3 separate regions of the Homo sapiens genome follow, and all the other regions are linked to region 3. Evidence: chromatin contacts called from ENCODE Hi-C or POLR2A ChIA-PET data. All regions are on one chromosome and are shown on one strand. Each heading gives the region's core, a stretch centred on a gene start or an enhancer-like site at or near the end of the contact. The rest is flanking DNA. Distances are from core to core; before and after follow the strand shown.

Region 1 (2,700 bases), core at 59-2,558, 360 kb before region 3:
AGTAATGTGCCCAAAATTACAGGGTGTGTGGGACCAGGATTTGGGTCGGGTTGGTACTGGTGCCAACACCTGTGTGTGACCCCTACACCACTGTGCAGAGGCAGTGTGAGAGCAGGGGCAGAGCTGACAACGAGCCTTCCCAAATCCATTTCCTCCCCCTTGTATTTATTAAAGCACATTTTGAGACAGTGACCCAAGTTCGGCGTTAACTGCTCAATCTCAATACTAATCCGCATCGACCAAACATTTGATGGTGGGCTAGCCAAGCAGAGAAAATCTAATATATATGTTTTTGCAAGGCCCCCTCTTCATATAAATCTAACTCCTCCTTCCCTTTTCCTTTTTCTGATTCCTTATGGCTCTGGAATTTGTTGGGGTTTCTGCGAGCCGGCTTGAGCCGCAAAGTTCTCTTTCCTTTTGCTTATTTAACAAATGTGCAGTACCTTTCAGGACATGGGTGGTAAAGCGGAGACAATAAACATTTCCGATAAAAGCGTCGTTAGTGAGAGGATGATTTTTATCAAATGCTGCACATTGTCTCATAAGACGGCATGTGAAAAAGATCTGGGGGAAGAGGTAAACATTTACTCCTGCAGCAGACCGAGCCCCTTTAAGAATGGCCAGCTTAAAACAGCTTATAACAGTCTTCATACTTTAATAGATTTGATTTTCCACATGGCTTCATTTTGTCTGGGTGGCTAACCGACACAATTTATACCTCTCTTCCTTTCCCAGGTCACTACAGTACACCATTCAGTAAAGCATGCCTTAAAGCTTGTCTGCATTATATGACCAAACTTCCATTCATTAGTGTTTGAAACACTTCAGCTGTGAAGGGGCTCCTAAATGCTACCATGTGTGATGCTTTTGCGTAAAAGCAGCAAATGGGAGAAAAAAACCCCACAAGAATGGGCACTCACACATTCACATGAATGCACACACACACACATACACACACACACACACACACTCTATCCTGGGCTTTAATCACAGGCCACTGCATACTTCAAACCCTTTGCAAAAGGTTTCAAATATTCTCTTTCCCCCCGAAGACTGAGCGAGCTGTAAATCCTGGGAATAAACACACATACAAATGAATGGATTACAGCTTGAAAAATATAACCACGGCAGCATCAAGTCATGAGATTTCACACCGGTTTTGTTTAGTCTGCTTTGGGTTTTGTGGGAAAAGTGGAACGTATGAGGCTACCTCCCCTTTAACTCCCAACCCCCAAACTGTGGGCTTCACATATTTAAGCAGCAGGTTTATACCTCTTGACTAGGCAACAGGCCATGACCCTGAGATTCTCTGTGGAGCCCTGGCCACAAAGGAGGATGTAGCATGATCAAAGCCATGGGCAGACGAAAGAGAGACGAGCCAAAGATCAGCTGCCCTGTGACCCTGTCCTTTCACTTAATATTTAAATTCCAGAAAGTCACTAAGCTGTTAGGCAGATACACACCTCGTTTGTCCCCAGATGATTCACTTCTCATTCTGACATGAGGTGTGGACTTAGGTGACTACTCTGAAACAGACCACGGCATAAAAGCCAGCAAGTATATTTTATTCCTTCTTACGGTTAAAAAATTGATAGAACTCAGTCAAGCTGGCAAACCTCCTGGATTGTGCTGTAATTATTCAATTTCTAACTGTTTGATTTTTCTATACTATCCGGAAACCAAGGTACTTTCAAATCCGGAAGGAAACAGAATTTTCAGGCCATGAACTTAACAAAGACCTTGTACTAGATGGAATGTGATCAGCTTTTCAAAACATTCCCAGAAACTTTGCTTGATGTGAGCTGCTGAAACTCCTGAATTCCAACCCTTTAGACACAATTCAGATGAAAATGGTGGTAGGTCATATTGTTTCCTTAACTGTCCTTAAGACAATGTGGATAAGACAATGTGGATAGTTGTTTTATTAATGTATCTTTCTGCTGACCTTAGAATTCTACTAGTAACTATCAGTTAGTACTGGGAACATGACTAGGATGTCAGAGGGTGGAAGTCTCACTTCATTAAAGGTTTGGAGGCAATGTGGCTCTCACATGCTCAGAATGATGGTTTTCTCAAATGTCTAGTTAGTGGAGAGCTCTCTCTTCTTGGCATAGCCCTGGCTGGCCACCCTTCAAAGGAAGGAATGGTTCCCAAAGGGTTGATGTGGTGGGGCAGGTGGCTTTTCCCACCTCTGCAAACCTCAGCTCTCACCTTCCCAGTGACTTGGTCTTTGGTTACATGTGCGGATTCTGTACGACAAGTGTGCATTCAATGAAGAGAAGAAAAATCCTCCCTGTCAGGAATGAGGTTGGAAAACCCATTCTCAGCTCTCCTAAGTGTCATGGTTCGGCCAGACTTAACACAGGGTGCTTCTGTGGTGCAAAGAGGGAACAGAAACAGGTGACATGGAGAATAAGCAGCTGGCTCCGACATCCCCAAAGAGTCCTGTTTCTGTAACTGAGGAGTTGGTAGGGACCCCTGAGCTTCGATCATCTTTAATAACTTAAAAGACATGGATGGGGCCAGGTATGGTGGCTTACGCCTGTAATCCCAGCACTTTGGGAGGCCTAGGCAGGCGGATCACGAGGTCAGGAGATCGAGACCATCCTGGCTAACACGGTGAAACCCCATCTCTACTAAAAATACAAAAAATTAGCCAGGCGTGGTGGCGGGCACCTGAAGTCCCAGCTACTTGGGAGG
Region 2 (2,700 bases), core at 184-2,683, 290 kb before region 3:
CAAAGGATGAAAAATCTCTAACAAGGAGGTGGTTTCAAAAACCAGTCCTGTTCTGCATCCATTTGCAAATACTAATAGAGAGGTGGATTCAAATGCTACCTTAAAAAATTTCCACATTTGAAACTTGTACCCTCAGGAAGAAAAAGAAAACCACTTTGAAGAAACAAAAATTATAACAAATGAGGTGGTTTGTTCTTTTCGCATGTATCCATTTGGCCTTGTTGAATTCTGGAGTACCCTGTCATGGCATATCTTGTCATGAAACTAAATGCCTTAGGTTTTAGCTGTGACCACACTGGGGTGAGGAGACAGTAGATGTTGCTATGAACAAAATGGGTCTTGCTGCAGCCCTTAAAGGTCCTCCTGTACTAACAGCAATTCGAGAGTTGAGCTGTAATTTCACCCTCCTTCATGCAGGACCTTGTCTCCCCTTCCACAGGAAATGGGGGCTGAGTCAGTGGGGCATGACTATAATAGGAGCCTGTGACCGGGGTGCAGTGTAGCCATCAGTATAAATCTGTCATAGACACACTCGCAGAGGAAGAGGGACTTCCATACACTGCCGTCTTTACACTTTTTGATGCAGATACAGATTTATGACACACGGGAAGCAGAGAGTCTTTGAGCCAGAGGGGCCCTGTGAATCAAGGCCATTTTGTAGGTTTCCGCCGCTTGAAAGAGCTACACATTTATAATTGTGCTTGAAGTCAGCCCCCTTCCAGCCCCAGGAGGCAGCATCATTTGGTTGAAATAAAACTGAGGACTTTTCTCAACAGCTGGCCAGCTCTAGTTTTAAGTTTTAACAACAGGATGAATGGATTGAGGACGGCTGAAGGCATCAAAAAGTGCTATGCCAGACTTTTAGGGACCGTTTTCCTGACGACCCCATTCCCATGGATCAGATTCTCTCGGAGATGACAAACTCTACTTTGAAGGGTCCCCTCGCTTTGGTCACCCAACACAGATGACTCTTTCACCAGGATACTTAAAAGCGATCCAACTGAGACCTTACAAAAATGTCTAACAAGTTTCAGGCAAAAAAAGAAAAGACAAAAAAGAGTCAGCTAGGAGTAAATGAAAAACCTGTCCAGAGTTGGTGTTAATTAATTAAAAACACAATTTCAAAGCATCCCTAATAGAAGACTTCCTCCGTGCAGCCAGTATCTGATTCAGGGAGTGACTCAAGCAATAAAATCACAGTTGGGACGACTCTCGTGGTGCTGGCAGGCCAAGTTCAATATTTTCCCTGTGAGGCATGCCTGTACTATAAAAAGAATGTGATGTTTGAAAATGAGTGTCTCTGCTCTGTGTGCTGGCATTAAAAGTCTCTCCTAGCCCTCCTGCCACATTTTGAGAGTACAGTATGAATCACAATCATGTGACGAGCACCTCCTTGCCAAATTCTTTCATGCTGCTACCACGGTATGTTCCCTCTTAGGTTTTTGCCAGCAGCCTCTGTCCTCCAGCCAAGACCATCAGAGTGAGTGTCGGCGCAGAGGCAGAGCACTCCGGTCCAGATTCACCAGCGAGAAGACAAGGCAGCGCATTATTGTACAAACTGTAATCTCTGAATTGACTAAGTGAGCAGGAAGGGACAAAAGTCAGCTGAGAGATGCAGCAAACAGGCTGCCAAGAGAGGATGAAACACACAGAAAAAGGGACTGACCTTTGGAGGGTAGCCTCCGTTGTGCTGGGCACGGGACTGGGCTCTTTAAACTCATGCTCTTATTTAATACTCCTGAGAAATGATCATTAATACTATGAGTGAGGAAACTGAGACCCACAGTTATTAGATAAGTCACTTGCTGCAGCCACGCAGCACAGGGCAGCAGAGTTGGGGCTGGAACCCAAGCTAGTGTCCTGTCTCTTCTCTCTCTATTCTACTGCTTCTGATTCTGCAGCTCAAACTTGGAGAAGCCAGGAAAACTGCTCTTCTCCCATCTTGGGCATTTTATTATTTACGCGACTCTTAACCAGCACTGTGCATCATGTCACTTTCAACAATGCATGTTGATGAAACATTTGTCAGCCAGATTAACAGCCGTAGGACCAATCTTCCACAGCCATGACCACAGAACGCACCCCCAAGCCTAACTGTCTTCCCTAAATGCTGCTCCAGTGTCACAATGGGAACTGGGAGAGTGTGTGGAGGAAAATATTATTGTAGTTCAACATCATGAATCACTACTGATGGAACCACTCAAAGTTTATCCCCTACTTACATCTGCATTTCCTTTGTGTTCATTTATTGCTGTGGTTAACTACAGATTTTGAGTCTCCTGTAAGCCTAGCACTGTCTGGCCCCTAAGAAACAGAAATGGATCATGAAATCAGAAAGCTCCCTGGAGTTATAATGCTTATTTATCCCAGTCTTCCTAAATGGTCTGGTAGGTACAAGGGTTTGGAATCAAAACAGGGTCAGAGCGGCTGAGTTTCTATACTTTACATTAAAAAGTCAACTGGTTCCAATGGATGAAAGAGGAGGTAAAGGAAGAAATGGAAGGCTCAATTCACATATACGAATATATTGAAGAAGTCGGCTGGGCGCTATGGCTCATGCCTATAATCCCAGCACTTTGGGAGGCCGAGGCAGGCAGATCACTTGAGGTCAGGAGTTCGAGATCAGCCTGGCCAACATGGTGACACAGTGAAACCCCGTCTCTACAAAAAATGCAAAAAAAGCCGGGCACGGTGATGCAC
Region 3 (2,700 bases), core at 111-2,610:
GCAAGGGCCCAGAATTGGCCAGAAGTCATGAATTTTGGCTCTAACTCCTGAATTGAGTGGCTTTGAGCAAGTCACTTACCTCAGAGCCTCATTATTTTTATCTACACAATCAGGGGTTTGGCATCTATGACTTGAAATTCCTTTCCAGCACTATGTTTTGTTTCTGTGGTTGGTAACAATGTAAGAATTTTGGGGGACGCATTCTTCCAAACTCTTGTTTTTCCACTCACATCATTTCAGTAGAGAGCTGACTGCCAATATCACAATAACTTTTTTTTCGATTCATATCAACTTTAAAATGTGTTTTTAAAAATGGCAAGTTAGGTGTCTGTGAATAACAACTGATATTTTCCAGAATTTTTCCTTCCTTCCTTCCTTCCTTCTTTCCCTTCCTCCTTCCCTCCCTTCCTCCCTCCCTCCCTCCCTTCCTTCTTTGAAAGCCTTTTAAGAGGTGAACACAACAGTTTTGGCTTGGGACACAGCTCTGCGGGTCAGGATCTAACAAAGGGAAATCCCCGATGTGCTGGAACCTTACAGCTCCAGGAACCGGCTGTTTATGAAAGCTGAAGTACCGCTAGAGTGAGCAAAGAAGCCACTTGTGATTCCAGCCAATTGTCCCCAGTCCAGACCATTCAGAGGAAAGAGTTCTGCCGGTCTTCTGCATCCAGTTGCCAAAACCCAGGAGGTGCAGCACCTGCTTAGGAAAGCCATAGTGCATGGGGAAATGACCGCTGAGGGGGCCACACTTTCCCTTTTGCATTGGCAAAACTGTTGCTTTCTTACCTTTTAATACTCTTTCTCCGGATTTTGAGAATCCGACTATTTAAAGATTGCTTTCATACATTTAGTTTCTGCCCCACCCCACTACAGCCCCCTTAGGTTTCTTAACTTTTAAGACTTATGATAAATGAGGGTGGGACTGGGTGGGGAATGGGGTAGATGGGAGGGCTGGGAGGACTGGGAGAGTTGGAGTGGGGGATGGAAGATAAGGGTAGGGTGGAGCAGGAAGGGAAGGGTGGAGACGAAGGAATGAAAAAATGAATAACCCAGTGAAGCAAATGAATGGAGCAGCAGCCAAATAAGCAAACAAAACAAACATTTATTGACCGTCTGTCACTTGCTAGGTGTTGTGATAGACAGCAGGCAAATAGCTATGAGCCATGCAGCCAGGTCCTTGCCTTGTGAAATTTACAGTCCAAAGTGGGCGGATATCAAACAAATAATTAAGCAAATACTTTAATACTTACAACTGTGACACAATTGCCATGAAGAAATATAAGGGGCCCTCGCCCTAGTCCAGGAGGTGAGGAGGACGATGTTCAAGCTGGATTATTTCCATGCCATTTTCCAAATTGAAATCTCAAAGTAAATTATATTGCAATATGATGTATGTTTTTTCCAAGTGAAACCCAAGCACACATCCTGCTCTGCCCCACCCTCCGCCCCCACACGGGAAGCTCTCGGGATCAGCCTGGGTGTTCTGTGGTTCTGACGCCATCCTGAGAGCTCCACTGCCACACTCCTTCCCCTGCCTCCTAAATTCGATGTGGAGCGCCACCTAGAGTTTGGCTGACACATTCCCATAACCATAGGGTACAAGGATACTTTGAAATCTAGGATATTTGCTAAGTTTTGAAAATTGAATAAATAAATAATCCATTGGAAAAAATGAATAGCGAGTGAATGAGCAAAGCAGCAGGCAAATATACAAACAGGACAAACACTTTCATTCACTGTCATTGTCATCCAGCGTGAATTCAAAAGACTCCAAGTTTTCTAAAAAGAATGGCTTTCTCTAGGAGCTTTCCAAGATTTGTTTTGCAAAGCTGCCAAGGAGAATACTAGACAATGAATCGGAAGTAGCAAGTCTCACGGTGATATCCAAAGTGTTTTTCATCCAAACCTCAGAGCAAGAAGGTTCCAGGAAGATGCCTAAGTCAAATTAAGATGTTAAGTCAAATTTACCTCGTTCTAATAACTACCCAATAATTTATTGAACAGTCTATATTACTGAAATACCTATGGCATTAAGATAGAACCAACTGTTGTGATTTATGGAGTAGGCTAACATTGCAGCTGTTAAGGAAATGAAAAAATGTATGGGATCTGTCATTTTTAAATCACCTTTAAACAAGATATCCAGCTCTGTAACCACATTCCAATTAGTCTTACAAGAAAAGCCAAGCACAGTTACATTTCAAAAATGTTATCGCATATATAAAGAAGGAACTTATCTTTCTCTCTTACATTAGCCCTACTTTTCTCTACCAAAAACTTGCCCCAGAGAAAAACATATTCAGGTAAAGAAAAGTCATATCCATCCCCTCCATTCATTAATTTCATTTAACCAACATTTGTCGATCACCTCCGGTGGTACTACAGAGATGTTGGGATATCCTGCTTCATGATCTAGTTGGAGTAGATAGCAGATGCCAAGAAAGTGGACATGACAAAACTATGCTATTTCTAAATGCTATCTAGAAATAAGGAGAAGCACAAGGTGTCAAGGGCACTGCTGAGAGGCTCCTGACCAATTTGGAGCAGTCGGACAAGGCGTCTCCTGGATTACAGTGCTGTGTCTTCAAGTATCAACTTCCCGGAAGGCTAAGTTAAACAAAAGAAACTTACAAACCCAGAATGGTGAAGATATCACTTCTACTGAAAACTTTTCCATCTGAGATACAGTGATCTGGGCCAAAA

What was found. Hi-C counts contacts between places; a loop is a spot of excess contacts on that map. ChIA-PET counts read pairs that join two places held with the same protein, here RNA polymerase II (POLR2A). Pooled maps may share reads with other maps.
Region 1: a loop to region 3 is called in a map of PC-9, with 13 times the contacts of the local background. The contact joins the enhancer-like site here to the promoter of LINC02454 in region 3. A Hi-C loop is called at or near these places in 1 of 168 maps with a recorded cell type or tissue (PC-9) and 4 of 50 pooled maps. POLR2A ChIA-PET finds 5 or more read pairs at or near these places in 1 of 52 experiments (BJ).
Region 2: a loop to region 3 is called in a map of PC-3, with 3 times the contacts of the local background. The contact joins the enhancer-like site here to the promoter of LINC02454 in region 3. A Hi-C loop is called at or near these places in 4 of 168 maps with a recorded cell type or tissue (PC-3, ascending aorta, cardiac septum and 1 more) and 11 of 50 pooled maps.

The regions. Positions count from the first base shown.
Region 1 is chr12:65,960,009-65,962,708 of GRCh38, reverse strand. The region is part of intron 4 of HMGA2 (high mobility group AT-hook 2); the gene reads right to left. Among named protein-coding and RNA genes, the nearest start is that of HMGA2-AS2, 13 kb to the right of the region's middle. Within about 2 kb of position 1,308, at least 3 of the 41 ENCODE cell types and tissues checked have a DNase peak (open chromatin) inside an H3K27ac peak, as active enhancers do.
Region 2 is chr12:65,890,869-65,893,568 of GRCh38, reverse strand. All of the region lies in intron 3 of HMGA2 (high mobility group AT-hook 2), which reads right to left. Among named protein-coding and RNA genes, the nearest start is that of HMGA2-AS1, 9.9 kb to the right of the region's middle. RefSeq lists enhancers at 1,246-1,540, 1,181-2,093. Within about 2 kb of position 1,433, at least 20 of the 41 ENCODE cell types and tissues checked have a DNase peak (open chromatin) inside an H3K27ac peak, as active enhancers do; they include PC-3 and endothelial cell of umbilical vein, where a contact is called at or near this core.
Region 3 is chr12:65,601,529-65,604,228 of GRCh38, reverse strand. LINC02454 (long intergenic non-protein coding RNA 2454) reads right to left here and starts at 1,360. Exons shown (of 3, transcript NR_146529.1): 1 at 1,248-1,360. All of the region lies in intron 1 of MSRB3-AS1 (MSRB3 antisense RNA 1), which reads left to right.